3 separate regions of the Mus musculus genome follow, and all the other regions are linked to region 1. Evidence: chromatin loops called from intact Hi-C (ENCODE). Cell type or tissue: left cerebral cortex. All regions are shown on one strand. Region 1 holds the start of Rab11fip4os1 (RAB11 family interacting protein 4 (class II), opposite strand 1). Region 2 has its middle 5.1 kb from the start of 9130204K15Rik. Region 3 overlaps Rab11fip4 (RAB11 family interacting protein 4 (class II)).

The links. A loop is a pair of places that touch in the nucleus more often than their neighbours do. Peaks named below come from ENCODE experiments on the same cell type or tissue, not always from the same donor. Only the 100,000 strongest peaks of a DNase experiment are listed, where the experiment ranks them.
Region 2: a loop joins it to region 1, with 2.0 times the contacts of the local background. A loop is called at or near these places in 2 of 42 quality-filtered maps.
Region 3: a loop joins it to region 1, with 7 times the contacts of the local background. A loop is called at or near these places in 37 of 42 quality-filtered maps.

What each region holds. Positions count from the first base shown.
Region 1 is chr11:79,621,931-79,629,930 of GRCm38, forward strand. The region is part of intron 3 of Rab11fip4 (RAB11 family interacting protein 4 (class II)); the gene reads left to right. It overlaps Rab11fip4os1 (RAB11 family interacting protein 4 (class II), opposite strand 1), which reads right to left and starts at 1,233. Exons shown (of 3, transcript NR_003283.1): 1 at 970-1,233. In left cerebral cortex, CTCF peaks have their summits at 3,124, 3,324 and 6,961 (motif pointing right); a DNase peak (open chromatin) is centred at 3,116; H3K27ac peaks cover 237 bases.
Region 2 is chr11:79,797,816-79,805,815 of GRCm38, forward strand. No RefSeq gene overlaps it. Among named protein-coding and RNA genes, the nearest start is that of 9130204K15Rik, 5.1 kb to the left of the region's middle. In left cerebral cortex, no CTCF peak of the experiment used is centred here; DNase peaks (open chromatin) are centred at 4,790 and 5,379.
Region 3 is chr11:79,682,960-79,690,959 of GRCm38, forward strand. Rab11fip4 (RAB11 family interacting protein 4 (class II)) reads left to right here. Exons shown (of 15, transcript NM_175543.3): 5 at 382-576; 6 at 1,264-1,398; 7 at 1,642-1,677; 8 at 2,069-2,168; 9 at 2,427-2,530; 10 at 3,593-3,733; 11 at 6,656-6,737; 12 at 7,499-7,636; 13 at 7,713-7,868. Among named protein-coding and RNA genes, the nearest start is that of Rab11fip4os2, 12 kb to the left of the region's middle. In left cerebral cortex, CTCF peaks have their summits at 3,997 (motif pointing left) and 7,134 (motif pointing right); DNase peaks (open chromatin) are centred at 3,990 and 7,182.

The DNA.
Region 1 (8,000 bases):
ACCTCCCTGAGAAATGGAAGAAGGCTAGAGCCATAGTATTCTGCGTGGTGGTGTCCAACTGGGCTTCGGCAGGGAGGAAGCTATATGAGGTGTCTGGTAATGCTGAGGGTGGCCAAACAGACCGTGTCGGAGAAAGCTAAGGCACTATCAAGAGACAGAAGTGTATCAATTCAGTTGAAGATTGCAGTTATGCGGGCTGAGTATATCCTGGTGTTAGATTATTTACCTAGGTTCTCATAATTGAGCCTGATCAGATTGAGACATACTTGCAACAATGGTTCTCAACCTTCCTAGTACTAGGACCCTTTCCTCATGTTGTGGTGACACTCACATCCATGAGGTCATTTTATTGCTACTTTATAGCTGTAATTGTGTTACTGTTATGAATTGTCATGTAAATGCCTGATATACAGGATCTGATATGTGTCCCCAAAAGGGTCAGAACCCACAGGTAAGAAACACTGACTTAGAAGATTAGGAAAGGCCATTCAGGGTGGGTTGGGGAGGGTGTTTTCAGAGAGGGTTAACTAAAAGGAGATGTGCCCTGAATATACAGGCCCCGCCATCCTGTCAGACGGAATGAAAGGACAAGAAAGGGAAAAGTCGGTAGATCAGGTTCACCACCACCACCACCACCACCCTGCCCTTCCCCACCATGAGGTATGACGCTTCTACCACACATTCCTACTGCCGTGTTACTCTGTCTTACCTCAGTCTCCAAGCAATGGATCCCAGTGAGACTCTGAAACCATGAGCCAAGATAAGTTCGTCCTCCCTCCCTCCCTCCCTCCCTCCCTCCCTCCCTCTCTTCCTCGAGTCCTTCATTGACAACAGGACTAACACAAGATCTAGGGCAGGAACAGGACAGTGGGTTTTGTAAGGTGGGAACAGTAACGGATCTGGTCATTCAGAGATTCACCATCTGACGATGACTTAATTCTAATACAACAGGGTTTATTAAATACTGACCGGGGAGCTGGAGAGATGACTCAGAGGTTAAGAGCATTGGCTATTTCTCCAGACGTCCTGATTTCAATTCCCAGCAACCACATGGTGGCTCATAACTATCTATATTGAAGTCTTCTGGCTTGCAGGCATACATGTAGGCAGAATGCTGTATATATTATAAATAAATTAATTAAAAAAATATACTGGCCAAGACCATTCCTGAGACTCAAGCTCAGAGAATGGCCCCCGAATTCCATTAGTCAGGAGTTTATAAAGGCAAAACTCACGAGGCTACAAACTTCCTGCCTTTGTCCAACCAGGGGCAGGCATATATCCTGACGTACTTCCTGCCTATGTACCTCCTCCGCCTACCCATGATCAAGTGCATATCCTGTGCAGTTGGGGCAACCAAGCTTGTTTACAGAAGTGAAAATGTGTGGTTTGTTATCGTACATAAACTACAGCATTTCAGGAAGTTATCTGTCCTTGAGCAAGTGGACCTTACAGGTTACAGGCTTTTGTTTTGTTTTGTTTTGTTTTGTTTTGTTTTGTTTTTTAGAGACAGGGTTTCTCTGTGTAGCCCTGACTGTTCTGGAACTCCCTCTGTAGACCAGAACGCCCTCAAACTGAGAGAGATCCCCCTGCCTCTGCCTCCTGATTAAAGGCATGCACTACCCCCTGGTGAAGCATTTCTGCTTTATATTTCTCTTAAGCACAGTAATTTAAACTTAAAACATAGTGTTGCTATCACAGGAATAAAGAAACTGAATAACAGGAACAAAAAGCTGATTGGCCAGCATCAAACTGCTATTTTGAAAGGGTTAAGGTAGCAGGAGACTCCCTTACCGTACCAGCTAAGACCCTCCTGATTTCCACATAGCAGTTTAGTTTCCGTCTTAGTGGCACGAGACACTGTCATGAGCAAGGCTCTTTCTGTCCAGTCTGCTTAGTGCAGATGCCTGCTCCTCACAAAGGGAACCTGTAAATTTTGTCTAACAATTTGAAGATGACAGAGACTAAACGTCCAGCCGCTGTGGGGCCAGGGTACAAGTCTGGTTCCAGACTGTGCTCAGCTTGAGAACCGTTAGGGGTAGACCTGGATAACCAGGCTCCAAGTGTGTGTAAGGCCAGCGCTGAGGGCTCCAGAACTGTTTTACTGTGTCCGGTCCATGAATGCATTCAGGACCAATGGAACCAGACCTGGGACAGAGAACCCCCAATGTGGGGCTGACACTAAGTGGCCCTGGACTCTTTTTGGGCCCAGCCTTTGTGGAGGGTGCAGAATGAGTAGGCGGTACCGTCATTTAAAAATGGGATCCGCACCTCACTAAGGCCACTGACTACCCATACAACTTCAGCAAGTTCCCCTCAACATCTCAGAACCTCAGTTTTCTTGGCCAAAAAGCAGGACTTGCCCAGCCAGGCTAGGTCTGATTTAATGCAAGGACAAATCAGGGATCCACAATCATCCGAGTCTCTGCATCCCCTTCACCCTTGAGGTCCAATGTTTCAAAGACATGTCAAAACGAAGCTTGCAGTGAGAAGTTGGAGAACAGAGATGCACTGAGGCCAAGAACCCCAGGGGTACCCAGGAGCAGGGACATGTTCCATGGGCTCCAGCAGCTTCCGTGGCATCCGTACTGTCTCAACCACAGCCAGAAAAGATGGTGCATTTAGCAAAGAGGGGAAGTAGGCTCGGAGGACCTGACCCTCAAGAGGGAATTCTTTATAAGCAATGGTCTTGTTGTATTGTTTTCCCAAAATCCAGAGGTCCCAGAGAGGCAGAAAGACGGAGCCAGCAATCTCAACAACCTGGCTCTTCCCGTCTCCCCTGTAGGACTGTAGAATGTGACTGTGAGTGTTATGCCTCTTCCAGGAAGACAAACCTCTTCCCATCCTCCACACAGCTCTGGCCAGAGCACCCACTGAGGCTGTGTATTCCTAGGCATGGCAGGTGACTTGGTTTGGCTTAGTCAGATAGCTTGGTGGACATGGGCCAATTCCTGCCTGTGGGCTCCTGAGTGTCCCTGAGCCATCCAGGCAGAGTGAATCCTTAGAACTCACCGGAATCCCAGCTCCTGGAAGAGATGGAGCAAACCCATAGCTCATCAAAGTCAGAATTCCGAGGAAGCCAGCTAGAGGCAGATCCTAATGCTGTGGACCAGGCACCCAGCACCTTGCTGTGCTCCAGCTGTCCCCTAGAGGTCAGTGTGGGACCAAGAAGCCAGCCAGATTCTGGTTCTTGTGGGGGGGGGGGGGGTTGCAGTGTGTCTCCAGGGAGTACAGATCTGAGCCTGGGATTGAGGAGGTAGAGAATGGCACACAGCTGGATGTCAGGACTGCAGCTGAGCGCCCTCAGTGGAGGGACGTGAACCCTTCAGGGTGTGGATGTCACTTGCAGCTTGTGGCTTGTTGGGAGTCACCTTGAGACTATAAAGTGCTTTCCTGTTGGCTGTAGGATACATAGGCTTCTGCATCTGTTCCTCTTCCAGGTCCCATGGAGGCCGGTGCTGGGCACCACAGGCCTGGGCAAGTCCACTCTGGATGTTTATTTAACCATTCCTGTGCAGCACTAGATGCTGACTGTGGGGCATACCCTTGTCCCCAGAGCCTGGCACACCTGTTGGGGAAAGTGTCACTGTGTGTTGCTACATGTGCTGTTGACCATATTTCTCAGTTCAGGAAATGTTGGTCTGGTGAGAGGATGCCAGAAGATATCCAGGGATGGTGTCTCCAGGACAAGCTTCCACCACCACCACCCCCAAATACCACTCCCCAGTCTGCTCCAAGGGCTGCCTACTGGCTTCCCTTTTGTGTGGCCCCCCAGTCCCTATGGTAATGAGAGCTGTGGAGGAATGGGCCCATGGGCATCAAAGCAAGGGCATGCTGGCTAGGGGCTGTGGCCACCCATGTCAAGCAGTGAGGCAAAGCCTAACTATGAGAATCTGGGTACCTGGTCATCCACCTATGTGGGAAGATTAATAGGGAACCCATCAAACCAGAAGGCAGCAGGTCACCTGCTCCTGCTGTGTGGCTGCCAGTGTAAGAATCTAATGTTACCATCCATCTAAAGATGCCCAGGTCAAAGAGTCACCCGTGGTACCCTTATACGCTGCAGCCTCCCCTCCTGTGCTCTTCATAATTCTCTTTGTCACAGCTGCTGTCTCCCCAGCCTCCTAGTTCCCCACTGTTCTCTCTCCGGAACCCCCACCACAGCCACAGCAAGTGTCCCTCCCCCCAGGAGGTGAAGTAGAACCTGGGGTCCCACCTGCTTCTCACTGTAGCATGTCTCACACCCTAAAACTTGTGACGTCAAATCTCTCCTAGTTTGTTTAATTTTATTGTGTCAACATGCATGTGTATAGTAGAGGCCAAAAGAGGACATGCAGTGCTGCCTCTATCTCCCTGTTATCCCTTTGAGGCAGGGTCGCTCGCTGAACCTGGGGTCACCGGTGTGGCTGGGATTGTGTCCAGTCTGTTCCATGGGTGTTAGCATCTAAGAGCTGAACCCAGACCTCATGCTTGAACAGCAAGCACTCCCCACCGATGACCGATCTCTCCCCCTCCCATCTACTTACATTATGGGAAAGCCGTGTTCTGTCTCGGTTCTGGGCCTTTGTGATGTTTGTCTTTCTTCTGGGCCATCTGTTCTGCCCACTGATTGTCACAGGCTGTCTGGCATTTCTTTCTCTGGGTCCCCTTTGCTCCACCCTAGAGAAGGATCTGCGCTGGGCCTCCTGGAGGCCTGGGAGCCATCACTGCTCAGTCTTACTCTCCAGAAGGTTCCATTGTACTGTGGGAGGCAGTGATGACAGTGGCAGAGCCCCTTTGAGCTCCTCTCCTTCACAGCAGGCAGCACCTGTGTCCTCGGGGTTTCTCTAAGCATCTAGAAGACTAGATATCTTGTTGCTATTATTGCTTGGAGACAGGGTCTCACTCTGCTTCTACCAGTTTTTGAACTCAGTGTGAAGCCCAGGCTGTCCTAGCACTCACTATGTAGCCCAGGCTGGCCTTGAAATAACAGTCACCCTTCTGCCTCAATCTCCCAATCCTGGTATTATAGACACGAGCCACCAATCCAGCTTAATATACATCTTTCGAGCTAGAGAGATGGTTCAGTGGTTAGAGCACTGGTGGCACTTCCAGAGGATCCAGATTTGGTTTCCAGCACCCACATGACAGCTCACAACTATCTCTAACCTCAGTCCCGGACAATCCAGTGTCCTCTTCCTACCTCTGTGGCCACTGCACGCATGTGGTGCACATGTAAACATATAGGCAAAACATATAAAATAAAATTTTTCAAAGTAGATTTTTAATAGTTTTGCATTTTTTGTTTTTAATATAAGAAGCCAAGAAGACTGTACTAATTATATTTTACCAACTATACCAAAACTGTATAATATACAAGTACTGTTTACTCCCCGTCCCCAAACCTTGATATCCTGCAGTCTCCTCCTCCCGGCTTTCTCCCTCCCTTGTTCCACCAAGAACAACTCATTACCGCTTGTTATTCTGTAGTGTTGACACATATACTTTGCTATAATCTTGAGAAGTAACAAATGCCATGCAGTAATCATGCTTGTGCCTTAGTCTGTCCCCTGACAGTAGCCAAATACTCTGCAAAGCTACAGTAAGCAAAGAGGCGTGGCCCTGTCATGAGAATGGGCAGCCAGCGCAATAGAGCAGAACAGAGAGCCCAGAAATAAGTCCACATATTGGCAGCCAACCTCGCCTTTGACAAAGGTGGAAAGAGAAGTGACTCTGTTTTATGACGCTGAGAAAATTGGATAGCAAATACAGAAAAAAAGAAGAGTAGACCTCTGCCCCTCATCTCAGATGGATTAAAGACTTGATTGAAAGCAGAGAGACACAGATGGAGAAATTTGAGCCTATCAAGAATTTTTTATAAATAAAGTTTTATTAGAATACAAGCATGTCCGTTTGATAAATGCGTTCTCACCCTAACCTCCAACCCACCCCCTTTTTGAGACAGGGTCTCTCTGTTTATTTAGCCTTGACTAGCCTGGCTATGTGGACCAGAGGTCAGCCTGCTCTACCTCCTGAGTGCAGTACCACACCCAGCCCTTCTGACTGTTTTCAAACCATGGCAGTGGATTTGAATTAAAACCAGCCCTTGGTATCCGCAGAGGATTGGTTCCAGGACCAGTAAGGACACCTAAACCCGTGGGTGCTCAAGCATCGGGTATAAATGGCATGGTATTTGCATGTAGCCCAGTCATAACCTCTCATGTCCCTGTTATCATCTCCTGGTTCCTTGTAATACCTAAAGCAATGCAGATGCTATGCAAATACCTACCATAGCTCACAGTTTAGGAGCAAGGGCAAGGAAATAAGAAACAAGTCCAGGTATGTTCAACATGGCTACTTTGTCATTGCTCTGTTGGCTGTTGTGGCTTGGTGCTGGGAACCATCTTGAACCTAGGGCCTAGCATATGCTAAGCACAGCCCCTCCCACTGAGCTACACCTCCAGCATTTTGTTTTCTGCTCATGGTTGGTGGAATGCGATGCAGGACCCAAGGAGGGAGGGAGGGAGGGAGGGAGGGAGGGAGGGAGAGAGAGAGAGAGAGAGAGAGAGAGAGAGAGAGAGAGAGAGAGAGAGAGAGATAGATATGCTGCCTCCGAGTCTGAATGACTGCAGGTTCTGAAATAGGTGCCAATGCTTTTTTTAGGGAAGAGTTGTTTTTTGTTTTTCGAGGCAGGGTTTCTCTGTGTAGCCCTAGCTGTCCTGGAACTCACTTTGTAGACCAGGCTGGCCTCAAACTCAGAAATCCTCCTGCCTCTGCCTTCTGAGTGCTGGGATTAAAGGCGTGTACCACCACGCTGGCTCCCCATGAGTGCAGACTGTTCATTTAAAGGACACAAATACCAAAGCTCCTGATACACCCACAAATCCCTCTCTGAGGAGTCCATCAAGATTACATTAGATCCTTTAAAAAAATTCTTATTTGTGTTCTGTTTATGTGCATATAGGTGTGGGTTTGTGCACATCCTCACAGAGGCCAGAAGAGGGCATTCAATCCCCTGAAACTGCAGTTACAGTTATGAGCTGCCCAACACGGATGCTAGGAAACAAACTGTATCAAAACTGTCTGTAAGACCCGGTACCACCTTCTGACCCCTGCAAGTACCAGGCACATATTTGGTGCACATGCATACATAAGAGCAAACACTTTTACATACAAAAGAAAAATAAATCCCTCTCTCTTGGGCTATTGGGATACCTCAGTGGCTAGGAGTGCTTGCCACCAAAACTACCAGAGATTTACCACTGGGACCCATGGGGTGGAAGAGGAGGGCCAACGCCTCCAAGTCACCCTGAAGCCCTTGCAAGCTTGTGTTTACACAGCCTTCCCTCCCTAACACACACAGTCCAATACAAATGGGGTTTGGTAAGGACCAGGACTTTATCTTAGACCCCAAATGGCTTCCACTCACATTCAGAGATTTTGCAAAACCCATCTTGTCAGAGCAGGTCTTTCTATCCTGTACCCAGCCTGAGAACGCTTCAGGACCCTCCATCCAAGACCACCATCCCTTCATCCATCCACCCAGAAGGAAGCATTCTTGAGGCTGATTATGACAAAGTGCACTTTTCAGTTCTAAGAATACTTCCTTCCTAAGAGACAGTACTGCAATTCTACAGAGCTTGGAGGTTCAGGGTGGCACCCTGTGTGCATAGTGTGGCGATGACTGGAGAGTTTGTAGCTCAGGAGGATCCGCCCTTAATCCATCCTGCTTGTGTGTGCTCCCTCCAAAAGGAAAACCCCTTGCTTTAACCTAAGGCTCAGAGCTTCTGGAAGAACATCCTCGGGAAGTGGTTGACCGCTGAGCCTGAAGGCTGAGCAGACAGTAGGTGCTGAGGAGGCCCTCTCCATTCACCTCCTCTGCCTGGGCTCCCCCACCTCCAAGCTCCGACTCCCTCACCCCACCAGCCAGCCCCTCACCTCCTGCCCTAATCAGCCCCTGGGAAGTCTGGGCTGAGCTAGCCTGAGGTACCTCCCTCCGGGGACAGCCTCACCCTGGTGCT
Region 2 (8,000 bases), 180 kb after region 1:
GTGTATGCCACCTTTGTTCATTTTACTAATATCAGACACAAATACTAAAGCCAAAAACCCAAAACCTTACAGAAAGATGCAAGAGCATCCCTCCAAAACAGTGAAGGGTTTAATTTACTTATAAACCATTAATTATGAAGTATATTTAAAAACTTAAGGAACTGGAAAGGAAAATACAAATTTTATTCATAAAAGTATTCTAAGAGGAGTTGGAGGTGTAGTTCAGTTGCTGCCCAGCATAAGTGAAACCCAAAGTTTGATCCCTAGCACCCAATAAACTGGCATTCTGGGGGGAGGAGGCAGAAGGACCAGAAGTTCAAGGTCATCCTTGGCTACAAAGCAAGTTAGAGGCCAGCCTGGGACACTCTTTAAAAATAAGTAAAAGGAAATATAAAAAGAACAGAATCTAAGGGATCTCCAGTGGACTAGTGGGTCGCTAGCTACAGTGGACTAGTGGATCGCTAGCTACAGTGGACTACTGGATCTAGCTACAGTGGACTAGTGGATCGCTCGCTACAGTGGACTAGTGGATCACTAGCTACAGTGGACTAGTGGATCGCTAGCTACACTGGACTAGTGGATCACTAGCTACAGTGGACTAGTGGATCGCTAGCTACAGTGGACTAGTAGATCGCTAGCTACACTGGACTACTGGATCACTAGCTACAGTGGACTAGTAGATCACTAGCTACAGTGGACTAGTGGATCGCTAGCTACAGTGGACTAGTGGATCGCTAGCTACAGTGGACTAGTGGATCTAGCTACAGTGGACTAGTGGATCTAGCTACAGTGGACTAGTGGATCACTAGCTACAGTGGACTAGTGGATCGCTAGCTACATTGGATTAGTGGATCTAGCTACAGTGGACTAGTGGATCGCTAGCTACACTGGACTAGTGGATCACTAGCTACAGTGGACTAGTGGATTGCTAGCTACAGTGGACTAGTGGATCGCTAGCTACAGTGGACTAGTGGATCTCCAGCAGTTTGCTGTTTAGACCAGGGCTGGGGAGAGGGAGCCTCGGGAAGTAAAGAGTTTGCTTTGCAAGCATGGGGTCCTGAGCTCAATTCCCAAACCCGTGTGTAATAAAAACCTTAAATTATTTCAACAAAGAAAAAAAGAACATGTCGGCCTGGTGAGGCAGGCCAGTGGGGGAGCATGCTTGCCACTAGCAACCTCAGTTGGCCATCCAGAAACCGCGTAGTGGGAGAAGAAACTAATTCCCGCAAGTCGTGAGTTGGATCCCAGACATTGGACAGTTGGAGATTGACTTTTGCTTTTGATTGTGACTGTGCCCTGATATTTTCCCTCTTGAAGGAAGAAACTGTTTTAGTGGAGCCCACAGTTAAGAGACTTTTAATTGTAAAAAGACTTTGGATTTTAAAAAAGATGGATATTGTAAAGAGATTGAAATTTTAAGAATATGTAAAGGCTGTGGGACTTTTAAAGTTATTTAGATCCTCTGACCTGCATACATGCAGCATGACATGTAGATGCCTGCCCCAAACCAAGGGAACTTTAAAAAAAATCTTTAAGTGAGGTTGGACAATATTACTAGATGCAAAACATACATGTTAAAGACTACTCACCCTGGTGTATCCTGCGACCAAAAATGTAGAGAAGTATTCTTTAAAATATCATTTACAAAAAAAAAAAATAGTGTCTTGTGGCCTAATTCTAAATCTCTATAGAGAGACATTTAAGGACTAAAACGGGAGCTGGGGAGATGGCTCAGTGGGTAAAGGCACTTGCTGCTGAGTCTGACTACCTGAGTTCCTGGAGCCTACATGCACCAACCATCCTCAGTGAAGTTATCTGCAATGGGTATGCTGAACTCCATGGTGGAAGGAGAGAGTTGGCTGCTCCTCTGACTTTCACACAGGATCCTGGGAGATGCGTATGTGGGTGCAGTCCTCTTCCCAACCCCCGAGAACATAAAGGGTTCTCAAACTTCTAGGGTAAGACAATAAACCAGTTAAGAATGAACAGCAAACACAGGCTAGGCAGAGTGGCCCATGCCTATAATGCCAGCACTCTGGAAGCTGAGGCAGGAGGACCACAAGCTTGAGGTCAGCATGCTACATAGTGTATAGGGACACTTTGTCCTAAAACAAAACCATGGGGGAGATGAGGAGGTGGGAGTGGTTTGAACAGGTTTGTACAGGTTTGAACAGACATTTCACCAGGAAGAATGAATGGAAATACACACCTGAAAATAAACTCAGTGTCACTATGGAGAAGTTGGCATGCGTGCCCTGGGGAGGGGCTGCTAACTAAAATGGGAATGGGGTATTCCCGCTACTGGCTATGCCTGCCATCTTTACCGGAGTATTGGTTTCATGGATAAACGCATATGTCAAAAAACACTGAATAGCAAGCTTCAAATCTGTGCTATATGCTGTAAGCCAATCATGCCTCATTAAAGCCATTTTTTTTTTTTTTACAAAGATTCCAGTCAAAACAGAAACCTACCATGTTTGTGGGCTGGCAAACTCAACAGCTCCCTCAGTTTGATTTATAGACTGAAGGCTGGAGAATTCGGTTGGCAAAACAGAAAGTTACTATAAGTCTGCAGTGTGCTGTGTTCTCAGGGCCTGACCAGCGAGCAACCAAGAAGCAGCGGTCCAAAAGTAATCATGCTTTAATGAACACCTGGTATATGACAGAGACGGGTCCAAGGCAGGGGGCAAGGGCAGGCTCTGTGATAAACAGTGGTGGGACAGGCAAGCCTTTGTGCAGGAAGGCGACAGCTGGAACCCTGCCTCCCTCACGCCTTAGACAGATCAATTCCAGGGTCTGGAAAGGAACTCAGTGGTAGACCGCGTGCTTAGCATGCTCTAGGTTCAGTCCCCAGCACCAAAACTAACCAAGTAAAAGCAAGACAACAGTAACCGATCTCAGGGAGAGTAAGAGCTTAAATGTCAGAGGCTACGCTTTCGGTAGGTAATATAGAGTGTCCTCGAGATGTCCAGGTATAGAAATAATCCATGGAGACATAAAAGTGCATTAACAGAACATTGAGTTCAACTATGTAGAGAGAATATCGTGTATTGTATGGATGCACCACTTGTCAATCAAAAAGCCCAAGGCCTGTGGCTCAGACAGGAAATAGAGGCAGGGCATCTGGGGCAGAGAAAGGATTCTAGGATAGAGCCAGGTGCAAGGAGATTCACTGGAAAGGTGTGACAAGATGGATGCGTGGTATCTGAGCACAGGTAACCAGCAACGTGGCAGAATGTAGGCTAAAATCAATGGGATATTCTAAGTTAGATTCAGTCAGAGAAGAGCCTAGCTATACGGCCAAGGTATTTGTAAATATATTTTAGTCTGAGTCTTATTTTTGGGAGCATGGGGTGGGAGATAAAACACATGCTGTGCAGTCAGGAGGACAGAAGTTTGAGTCCCCAGAGCCCACATAAAGAGGCAGCATGGCCACACACAGGTCTGTAACCCCAGCACTAATCAGTGGTGTTGCTGAGGACAACTAGCATTTACTGGCCACCAGCCTTACTCTAGGTTCCACGAGAGACTCTTGCTCAAAGGAACAAGGCAGTGAGGGATAGAGTAGGTCACTTGATGTCCTCCTCTGGCCTCTGTACACATGCGTGTTCATATACATGTCAAATAAAACTAAAAACATTTTAAAGAAATGGAAGCTGGGCATAAGGGCACACACCTTTAATCCCAGCACTTGGGAGGCAGAGGCAGGCACAGAGAGTTTACACAGAGGTTTGCATAGAGTGTTCCAGGATAGCCAAGGCCACATAGAGAGACTCTGTCTCAATAACAAGGAAAATCATGGAACGCAGAGCTGGGAGGATCGTTATAAGCACTTGTTGCGCTGGCTGAGGACCCGGGTCTGATTCTAAGGAGTCAACCATCTATAACTCCAACTCCAGGGCGTCCAACACTTTCTTGTGGCCTCTATAGGCACCAGGCATGTCATGGTATATATACATACATGTAGACAAAACTATATACTCATGATAAGATTATAATTTTTAAAAATCTTAAGTGTTCTTAAAAGATGACATGTTATACATGAGAAAAATTAGCACCAGCAATTCTATTCAATAACACAGATAAGGCTCATGAACATAATTTGAATCAAACAATGACTGTAAATAATGCATTTATTATATTTGAATTTCTTTTTAAATGTGTGCATGAGCTGGGCATGGTGGCAAGCACGTAATTAGCACTTGGGAGGCTGAGGCAGGAGGATCACAAGTTAGAGGCCAGACTGAGCTGTACAGTGAGCTCTGTCCAAACAAACAAACAAACAAACAACAACAACAAAACAATGTGTGCCTCTCTCTGACTCTCTGCATACTGGGAAGACTTCTGATAGCCCAAGCTGTCTGACATACTCCCACCAACCAGATCATCTGCTGCATCTTGGGATGCCCCGGTGAGCCCGTGCCTCTGTCTCAGCTACTCACTCTCCCCTATTCCCATGACCTCACTGGGACCAGCCTTCCAGGGCAAACCCAGTGCTACCCTCCCAAGTGTGGCTTCCTCCGCGCCCGAGCATTATCCGAGCCCCAGCTGACACCCAGAGCTTACTTAGGGCTCCTCTCTTGTCCATTTGGAATTCAATTCCCAGTGCTGGTTACCTGCTTGGGCCTTCACCTTGCTTATAGCATCCCCAGCCCCACTAGGCCTGACACATGTACTGGAGGCACATAATAGTTAAGAGTAACTAACAATAATAAAATACAGTTCCTCTAAGAAGCCAGCGGCATGAAGTTTGGGAGAGACAGCTGTTAGGGACACATGTGTGATTCTGTTTGAAACTCACGACAGAAATAGCCTAGCAGAGGCAAACTTTGCATCTAGATACTTGGATGCTGGGAAGGGTCAGACACGTGCAGAATGACGAGCTAGTGCAGAACACGCATGGCATGTGGGGCCGTGTAAACACATGGAGGACCAGGTCAGAGAAGGACCCTCGGGACCTGTCCCCAAACCACCCCAGGGAGAGGCATCGCCTCACAAAACCAACAAGGATAATGGGATGGGGTGCCGGGGAGGCAGATGAAAACTCACAGAGGTAGCCAAGGAGTGAGGCCTCCTCCCCGCCTCCCTCAAGCCTGAGGCTGCATCTTTAAGCATCCGTTTGCCGCAGCAAGCCCGCCGCAGACCATAAATATTTTTCTATTGACTTTTGTTTTAGTCTTTAACAGTATCCTATGAACGATTTCAATAAACAGTGAGAGGCAGAGAAGGGGAGAAATCAGAGCACCAAATAAATCTTTGACATGTGAAAATGAGCTCCCGCCTTCTCTGCCTGGGGCTGCAATGAGGAACAGAGACACTGACAATCCGCAGTGCACAAACCAGGCATGGATGTGGCCACTGGGACTCTGCCAGCATCTCCAGCTGAGTGGAAAGGGAAGGAAGCTTCCAAGAGGAGGGAGCAAGGCCAGCTGGAGGGAGAAGGAGAGAGAGGGATGAGGCTCAGCCAGTCTGAGGCTATGGCCTTAGAGGCCCTCCGTCCTCCCTTGCTGGGATGTGATACTTGAACAGGCTGAGGCCTTGACTGTTGCCTTCTGCTTTCCCCAGTCCCTAGCTGCTCATCCTGACCCGTGGTTTCTATGCCTGTAGTTCGTAGATAAAAGTAATGTTGGCCATACAGGGCTGAGATCGGCATTGAATGAGATCATCCATGGGCAGCTGGGAATATGGTCCACCTGGTGGAGTGCTTGCCTTGCTTGCAGAAAGTCTTGGGGTTTAACACCCAGCCCTGCATAAAACTTAGCTTGGTTGGTGTACAGCTGTAATCCCAGCGCCTGGGAGACACAGGCAAGAGGATCAGAAGTTCAAGGCTACATAGCAACTTTGAGGCCAGCCTGGGCTACATGAGACTCTCTCTCTCTCTCTCTCTCTCTCTCTCTCTCTCTCTCTCTCACCACAGACACACATACAGAGCAGGGTGATTATTCACATAAAGTCACTTGACACAGGTTTGCAAAATCTCAAACCTTGAATGATTTTATAAGCAGGGCTTTTGGAGAGTCTGCAAATTGCTCACCCCACAAAGATACCAAATAACTCTACCTCTCTATAAAGACTTATTCCCTTCCAATTCCTTTCATCAGATGCCCACTTTCCACTCTCCCAAAGTAAATCAAATTCTAGGAAAGAGGTTGTCATAGTTATGAACTTGAGTGACACTATTTATTGTGTACAATGGTCCTCAAATGCTGGAGATTGTCAGCCCAGCTCCTGGGAGGCAGATGCATCCTGAAAACAAAGCACACGTGGCTGGAACAGGGCTCAGAGACAGACCTGATTCTCACTGCCTCTGGAGCCTTCAACAGGATACCTAGCCTTTTGGAGCTTCCTGTTGCGCATTCCTAAAGTGGGTGTGGCTACACCACCATCACTATTATTGGGAAAGGCAAACAAGACACAAGATGAAGACTGAAGCAGGTACAGCTTAGCCATGAAGAACAAAGAGAGAGAGAGAGACCTCAAAGAACCAGGCCTTGGATTAACAGGACTCTCAGCTGGGTCTAACACATAGGCATTTAAAGGTAATGATACTTTTAAAGAATCCTACAGTTCTGAAGCACTCTTTTTTTTTTCATCATACTGTACCCCAGGCTGGCACAAAGCCACTTACATAGCCCAGGCTGGTTTACATACACTGTGTAGCTGAACTTGTGGCAGCCTTTCAGAGGTGCTGGGATTGCAGGTCCGAGTCACTCTGCCCCATTCTCCTAAGGACTTGTGCATGCAGGGCATCACGGAAGCTTCTGAGACTCAGACAGGTCATGAGACTTGCTTCAGGTCACAGTGTAAGTGGTAGTGGCAATGCAGGGCAGACACTAGCCTTGATTGTCATATTCTCCTCTCTCTGTCCCTCACTCATCTCAGAGGCTGGGGCTTTATAGGCAACTCCAGGGGGAGTCCAGATCCCTGGCTTCCACAGGAATCTGTACTCACATGTATGTGCTTGTAATGTGCACACGCAAAGACACTAAAAATAAATAAATATTAAAACAAACCAATGTTGCGCTACCACATAGGCCATCCAGCAGGTATACCATAAAAGCTTCCTTGATTGCAGCTTACCCCTCAGGCAGCCAGGGTGGACACTCCAATCCGCTCTCATTTGTCAGCGACAGTCACAACAACCGAAATGTCTTAGTTAGGGTTTTATTGCTATGAAGAGACACCATGACCAATGCAACTCTTCTGAGGGCAACATTTAACTGGGGCTGGCTTACAGTTTCAGAGGTTCAGTCTGTTATCACGGCAGGAAGCATGGCAGTGTCCAGGCAGGCGTGGTGCTGAAGGAGCTGAGGGTTCTACATCTTGATCCTCAGGCCGCAGAAGAGGACTGTTCACTGAGTCAGCCAGGAGTGGGAGCAGGGGGTCGGGTCTCATCTGAACTGGGTGGAGCATTGGAGGAGACCTCAAAGCCCGCCTACACAGTGACACACTTCCTCCAACAAGGCCACACCTCCTAACAATGCTACTTCCCATGGGCCAAGCGTATTCAAACCGCCACAAGAAGGTCAGAGGTTTTGTAAAGGGAACTTGTTCTCACTGTTCAGCTGTCCAGAAACCAGTTGGCATGAGTCATTCATTCACTCACTCACTCACTCAGTCCTTCTGCCTCCATGTAAGTACTCCATTGTGAGCACAGTCTGGAGACAGACAGACAATAGCCCCTGACTTCAACTAGGGGAGACAGATGAGGAAACACAGAAGCTACATCTTCCCTCTAGTACCAGGGAACCCCAGGCCCTTGGAGCAAAGAGGCTGGGACATGAGGGTCTTCCTGTCAGGAAGGAAAGCCTGCTGGAAGTCCTTAGCTTTTGATGTGAACAGTGTTAGCTTCCAGGTCATCACTCAGCATGGCAGCGCACGCAGATGGCTTGTGTGTCCCATGTCTAGAAAGCCATCCTGTGCTATCTGCTTCCTCACTGACAGCCTTGATGCTTCCACTGACCAGACACTGCTCATGGGCCAGGCTAAAGACCAAACTT
Region 3 (8,000 bases), 61 kb after region 1:
TAACTTATCATTGATAATGTATTTCTCTGCCTTGTTACCAATGCTTATATGAGTCTTTCAACAATCATTTGATACTCTATAATTTAATAACTGCTTTACTGATACATATTCTAATACAGTAACTATAATTATAGTGTAATTTTAATCTCTCTGTTGCTAAACCATTAAGAAATAAGCAGTGTTTCGCTGTCTGGGGATGGCACAATCTACTCATCTGTTATGGAGACATTTCTATGTGGGATGTTCCCCTTAGGACGGGGTCCCCAAAAGGGTAAGGTTTATCCAGGCTCCTGTGATCTGTTGGGCCAGGCTGGTTCCCCCGAGACACTGCATGCGGGTCACGCCCTCAGCCCTCCACTAACTGGGTGCTTATGGCCCTAGGTGCCTCGTCCTCACTCCATCTGTGACCACATCAGACCTTTCCACTCACTCCACCGCCTCTCTTATCAGCAACGAGGAGCAATTTGAAGACTATGGCGAGGGGGATGACGTGGACTGTGCTCCCAGCAGCCCATGCCCCGACGATGAGACCAGAACCAATGTCTACTCAGATCTGGGATCTTCAGTGTCTTCCAGGTGCTCCCTTACTCTGGGTGGCATTTGCAGTCCATGGAAAATGTCAGAACCAGTCTAGCCTCGTCCCAGACAGGCAAAGAACATCCTTCCTCTGTCCAGGGCTACTGCCAGGCTCTACTGGCAGGCAGGGTGCCACCGTCTTACATCTGGTTGGGGCGGGGGTGGGGGTGGGTCACATAATAAAAGGGAAGCCTTTTATTTTGGAGAAGAAACAGTTAATTGGCCTGGGAGTCTGCAGACCCCTGTGAGGGAATGTCTATGTCACCTTGCCTCCTAGAACCTCAGTGTTCTAAGGACCTTTCAAGTGACCTTCTGTGGCTCCTTCCTGCCTGCCGGAGTCATTCCTTCCTGTGACCCTATCTGCTAATTGGTAGCACACATGCACACAAGCATACACATACACTCATACTCTCTCTCTCTCACACACACTCTCTCACATACACACACTCACATGCACTCACACGCACTCACACTCACTCACACACACACCTCTATCTCTGGCAGCCAAGGAAAAGGATGCTCTGGTTTATTTCCATTCCTCTGCCACAAAATAGAAATAAGAGCCTTGGGGAACTAGGTTGAGCAAGCTCAGTGAGGTGGGGCGGGGCACAGCCTGCCAGCAGCACAGAGAGTGACCTCCCCTGCCTGTCCAACCCCCCCCCCCCGCCCCCCCCCCCCCCGGTCCAGTGCGGGACAGACCCCAAGGAAGATGCGACATGCCTACAACAGCGAGCTGCTGGACGTGTACTGCTCTCAGTGCTGCAAGAAGATCAACCTGCTGAATGACCTGGAGGCCCGGCTGAAGAACCTGAAGGCCAACAGGTGAGGCCACAGCCAGAGGGGCAGGGCCAGGCGGGACCCATAGCACAAGGCCCATGTGCGGTCAGGTACAGCGTCCCTGCAGGGCTGCCCCTGGGGCGTTTCCTGCAGCACCTCACTGAGTGAGGTGTGATGAGTGATGTCCCTTCAGCCCATCATACCCGAGTGTCGGGCAGTGGGCAGGGTGTGGAAGTGTACTCATGACCCTCTGTTCAGTGACTGTGTCCCCCTTCTCTCTCTCTCCAGCCCCAACCGGAAGATCTCAAGCACAGCCTTTGGACGGTAAGACCCTCTTGGGAGACAGAGAGCTGAGTGCTTACCACTCAGAGACAGCAGAGGGGCGGAGCAGCCCCTTCCCGTGCCCTTGCCACCCTGTCCCCACTTAGTAGGATCAGCATCTTCAGATCCTCACTTCGTCAACCTTAGTGGGCCTTCTAGTGTGCCCATGGCTGTTTGTGTTACCCTTCCGCTCAGGACCGGGCTTGGGGAGCGCCCTGTCTACCATCCTTAGAGTAGAAGTCGTTTGGGTGGGAAGGTCAGGTGGTCAGGTGGAGGATTCCTCCTGTGACCTCTTTTCTGGCAGCCCCTGTACTGAAAACTCACCCAGCCCGTAGCCTGAGTTGGGGCCCAGGCTGTGGCAGACATGGCAGGCAGGTGCCCTCCACCCCCACAGGCAGCTCATGCACAACAGTAACTTCAGCAGCAGTAATGGCAGCACCGAGGACCTGTTCCGTGACAGCATCGACTCCTGTGACAATGACATCACAGAGAAGGTGGGCCCTGGCACTGTCTGCACGTTCCTGGGATGTGTGGGGGACCTGCTCCGGGCTGCTCTCTGGGGACTTGAACCCTATGCCCACCTAGGAGTCCAGGGCAAGAGGGGCTCTAATCACGTGGCCCTCCCTTCCTCTCAAAATATGAGCGTTCTTTTTTGCGTAGTCATTTGGAGATCCTTGTCGTGGGCTTTTCTAGATTCTCAGTTCCGTGCCTTCAAAAGCCTGTTGTACCCTGCCCCACCCTCCATGCTGCAGGTGAGCTTCCTGGAAAAAAAGGTAACAGAACTGGAGAACGACAGCCTGACGAGCGGGGGCCTGAAGAGCAAGCTGAAGCAAGAGAACATGCAGCTGGTGCACAGGTCTGGGGCACGGTGGCCCCGGGGAGCGCAGAGTGGGTCCCCAGTCTCTCCGGCTCTGAGCCACTTGGTCTAGATTCTAGACCTGCTAGATAACTCCCCTGGGTGTATAGCCCCAGGGCTTGTGACTCCCACCGAGTGAGAACAGCTGTTCTCAACCTGTGGGCTACAACCCCTGCAGGGATTTCATGTCAGATATCCTGTATATCAGATACTTACAATTTATAACAGTAGCAGAATTACACTTATAAAGTGTAAAATAATTTTATGGGTGCAGGGGGTGGGGAGGGGGGGAAGGTATTAGGAAGGTTGAGAGCCACTGGCTTAGAGTGCTAGGGCCTGACCTCCCTTCCCGGGGACATGCCCCTGTGGCAGGGAGTGGAAGGCAGGAGGGCCCAGGAGGCGCTGTGTGTGGCCAGATGGTGATGGAACGGATGGACAGCAGGGAGACTGGGAAGGACAGATAGCAGGGAGACTGGGAAGGATGCTTCCCATGCTGTCTGGCCTCCCAGATGCAAGAAACTTGGTAGACTTCTCTGTGCTGGGTCTGGTCCCACATGCTGGGTCCCCACATGGCCTTTTTGTATGCCCCAGCCCAGCCCGATGGAGGGACTGTGGACTGTTGGACTTCCGGTAGCCAGCATTGGGTTATCACTCCAGAGGGGCCTGACCTCTTCCTGGCTCTGGATTTCTTATGGCCATTTGCCAGGATGGACCTAAGTAATTGGAGTGGCTCTGGTCAGGAAGTCCATAGAAAAGAGAGGGTAAGAGTTGGAAGCCATTGGTGTAGCTGTGGCCAAGCCTGCTGCCTTCACTGTCTTCCGTGTGGCCTCGCTCCCCTCTGGAGCTTTTTCTCTAGATCTACTTCTCCCTGGAGTGTGATTGACACACTTCTTGTTAGATGTCACAGTGTCCCTAATTCACCTGTCAGCTAAGCTCAGGGCCCATAGGCCTGGGAACCCGCCACCATCACAGTGAGTGTGCTGAGGGCCTCGACAGGGCTCAGGCCCTTGTTCGATGGGACGAGAGTGCACCCCGACTGAACGCGTCTGCGCCCCACCTCAGGGTGCACGAGCTGGAGGAGATGGTGAAGGATCAGGAGACCACAGCGGAGCAGGCGCTGGAGGAGGAGGCCCGGCGACACCGTGAGGTCTACTGCAAGCTGGAGCGGGAAAAGAGCACAGAGCTGGAGCTGCTCAACACCAGGTGGGCACCAGGCGGGCACCAGGCCTCGTGCCTGCAGCGCCCCGCCCCTCTGCACCCCGAGGGTAGTGCTGCCCCCGAGGGTTTCCGGTAAAGCTGAGCCAATCGTCCTAGCATTTCTACTTAAGATACTATAAAATTGCACCGGCCAGTTCTTCAGGGAGTAGGCAGAGTGAAAGTTCATGGTAGCCATGGTGCTTGGGCAGAGGAAGCCACAGAGGAGGGTCAGAAGGCTGGGTCTCATAGCTAGGCCTGGAGCGCCCCCTGCTGTCAGATCGTCTCCTGAATTTGAGTGTGGGTAAGCTGAGCCTGTGGCCTCCTGCATACACCAGCATCTTCCTTGCTAGAACCCAAGTCAGAGGCTGGAAGAAGAGTACCGGCCCTGGTCACAGGGTTTCTGTCTGCTGTGTAACCCCGTCTATCCCCTTCTCTGCCTGCCCCACACCATGCATCGTGTGCTTTGTGATGAGGCTGTGGTCTTGTCACTGGCTGGGCGTGGTGGGGCCCCTGGAGGGACAGGCACTGTCCTGGTATTCCCCGGCCCAGGTGTTTAAGCAGAGATTGGTGAGGAGACCTCCCAACTCATGTGCCTGAGACTCCCCACCTTTCCCAACACCTTCTCAACCTTCCTAAGGCTGTGGACTCTTCACTACAGTGCCTCATGTTGTGACCTCCAACCATAAAATTATTATTTCGTTTGCTATTTCATAACTATAATTTTACCACCATGAAGAATTGTAATATGAATGTCTGATATGCAGGCTCTCTGATAAGGGACCCCCAGATTGAGAACCACGGCTTTCGAGGCTGTTATTTGCAATATGGCTCTGGGGCTGGAGTCCTAAGGGGCTGCTCACATTAAACACTCCTGTTTTAAATGACTACAGGCTCAAGAGAGGTGGCTGGGAACAGAGAGGTAGAGGAGAGAGGGCAGTGAACAGGGCCTGAAGCAGGAGCACAGAAGGTCAGGCTCTGAGGGTAATCTTACCTGCTGCCCTTCCCACAGCTCCTGGGGCGGTTCGTGTGCAGCCATGGATGGTACTTCCCATCATTGGCATACTCCCTCCTCACTTCCTTAGCCAGCTTCACACCTCTTAGCACGGAGGTCCAGACTCCTCCCTGGCCCTTGTCTGGAGGCCTTCCTAGGGTACCCAAGGCCTCATTAAGGTTGATAAAAGCTTCTCCAGAAAGAGGAGGCAGAAGCTGGGGCGAGGGCACTGCCAGAGTCAGATGTGGTTCTGTACATTCTGTAGCCATCTCACCTGCCTATAAAACCATCTGAGTGCCAGCCCCACTGGGTCACTGTAGGGCAGCTGTCTGGAATCACTCCATAGAGAATCATTGCCTCCGATCAGAGAAGCTGCCGTGAGCACTCCGAATTCCAGACGAGGGCTAGGGATGGAGAATAGAGAGCAGATATGGGCATAGCCTTAAGACTACAGATGCTAACGGGAGAGCCCTGTGCTTACCAGACATAGGACTATTCTCCTCCTCCTCCAAGAAGTGGCCTTCCTCGGTGTTTCATGAAGGATTTTGTGTATGTGCATGTGTGTTCACATGTGTGCATGTTGAAGGCCAGCTTTCAGAAATTTTTAGATTTTGAAATATATATTTATGCATACATACATCTTGGAGATAGGATCCTGTCTAAACATGACATTTCTCTTTCTTTTCCTTCCTCCCTCCCTCCCTCTCTCCCTCCCTCCCTCCCTCCCTCCCTCCTTCCTTCCCTCCCTTCCATTCTTTTTCTGAGACAGGGTCTCTCTGTGTAACCCTGGATGTCCTAGAACTCACTCTGTAGACCAGCTGGGTTCAGACTTAGAGGCCCACCTGCCTCTGCCTCTGAGTGCTGGGATTAAAGCCATACACAATCAAGCCTGGCTCCTTTGTTTTTTTGTTTTTTCTTTTTTTTTGTTGTTTTTTTTGGGTTTTTTTTTTTTTGTTTTTTTGAGACAGGGTTTCTCTGTATAGCCCTGGCTGTCCTGGAACTCACCCTGTAAACCAGGCTGGCCTCGAACTCAGAAATCCGCCTGCCTCTGCCTCCCGAGTGCTGGGATTAAAGGCGTGCGCCACCACACCCGGCTCCTTTGTTTTTAAAATAGCTGATGGTGCCAGGGGGATGGCTCAGTGGGTAAAGTGCCATACAGAATTCGCGTCTCCAGAACATACATAAAACCAAACACAGCAGTGTGTTCTGTAACCTTAGTGATCTGCAGCAGAGATTGGAGAACCCCCAGAAGTTGGAGGGTCAGCTGGTCTGGCAAACTAATAAAAGATTCTGTCTCAAATAATTTGAAAATTCTGTCAAACTCATTTTCAATGTGACCCATGTACACTACCCCCCCGTACATGCACAACACACTGAACTCACACACAGTTAAAAAGTAACTTAAGGACTGAAAGTAGTTTTATATATACACACACACACATATACATACATATATATATACACACACACATACATACATACATATATATATATATATACACACACACACACACACATACATACATACATACATACATATTTTTGAGACTGTCTCATGTTACTCTGGCCACCCTGGAACTCACTATGTAAACTATGCTGTTCTCGAGCTCAACAGAGATCTTCCTGCCTCTGTATCCCGAGTGCCAGAATTAAAGGCACTAATAATTCCGCACATGAAGCCATTTCATGGTATACAGGATTTTGGCTTGTGGTATCACGTTAGTGCTTAAAAAGCCTTGGATTTAGGAACATTTGGGATTTTTGGATCGGGGACGCTGGACCTGAGTTATCCTGTGAGACATTTTCTTACTCTTGTCTCCATTTTCTCTTGGGTGGTAGTTTCTTTCTCCTGGAAGCAGAGGCTGGTTGTCAGATGCCTCCTCTCTAAGGCCGTTTCTGCTCCAGAGTCTCTGAGCCATGCCATCTTTCTTTCCCAGGGTGCAGCAGTTGGAGGAAGAGAACACAGATCTGAGAACGACAGTGGCTCGACTCAAGTCACAGACCGAGAAGCTGGACGAGGTGAGCCGCAGGTCCCAGCAAGATCTGGGTTCACAGAGTGATGGCAGTCAGGGCTGGATCGCAGTCACAGGAGCCCTGACGTATTTCCCTACAGAGAAGACGTACCAGGGTATGGTAGCACACACCTGTGATCCCAGCACGCAGGCTGCAGAGAAAAGAGGGTCATCCTCTGCTACATCATCAACTTTGAGGCCGTCCTAGGGTACATGAGAGTTTTGTCTTAAAGATAAACAAAAGCAAGTTTATTAATTAAATAGGAAGGACAAGTGAATGACTTTCGTTTCTGAATTTACAAAATTTCAAGTTTTCTACTGTGGAAATTTAGCCTGCCTTAAAAAAAAAGATTTATTTATTATTTATATGTAAGTACACTGTAGCTGTCTTCAGACACTCCAGTAGAGGGCATCAGATGTCATTACAGATGGTTGTGAGCCACCATGTGGTTGCTGGGATTTAATTCAGGACCTTCATAAGAGCAGTCAGTGCTCTTAACAGCTGAGCCATCTCTCTAGCCCCCTAGCCTGTCTTATATACTGTAAATGCCTTACATTGTAGAATTCTCTTCTTGAAGAGGGTGGGCTTAGCTCCTGTTTGGACAGACAGCTTCTTCTCAACCTCTGTCTGACACTACTGAAGGACATCAGGGGCCTGGGACGTTTCCTGCTATGTTTCTAGAATGTCCCCATTTGCCACACTGAGGTCCTGCAGAGTGCAAGGGCCCTCTCAGGATGCCTGCCCTGACCATGTCTGCCTTGTCCTAGGAGCGGCAGCGCATGTCTGACCGGCTGGAGGACACCAGCCTGCGACTGAAGGACGAGATGGACCTTTACAAGCGCATGATGGACAAGCTGCGGCAGAACCGCCTGGAGTTCCAGAAGGAGCGGGAGGCGACGCAGGAGGTGAGTCACAGGCCAGGGCCCCCGGGGCTCCGCTCAGAGTTACTGCTGCAGCCAACAGGCTTCTTTCCCCGCACAGCTCATCGAGGACTTGCGGAGAGAGCTGGAGCACCTGCAGATGTACAAGCTGGACTGCGAGCGGCCAGGTAGGGGCCGCAGCTCCTCTGGCCTTGGCGAGTTCAACGCCAGAGCCCGGGAGGTGGAACTTGAACATGAGGTCAAGCGTCTGAAGCAGGTAGGCCCCAGAGCCATGTCCAGTGGCTTTGAAGGTGGATGGGTCAGCCATTCCGGATTCTGTTTAGAAGGGGGGAGCCACGAGCCCCAGTCTGCCTCCTGCCACCTCTCCTGTCTCTTCTCAGCTACCTGA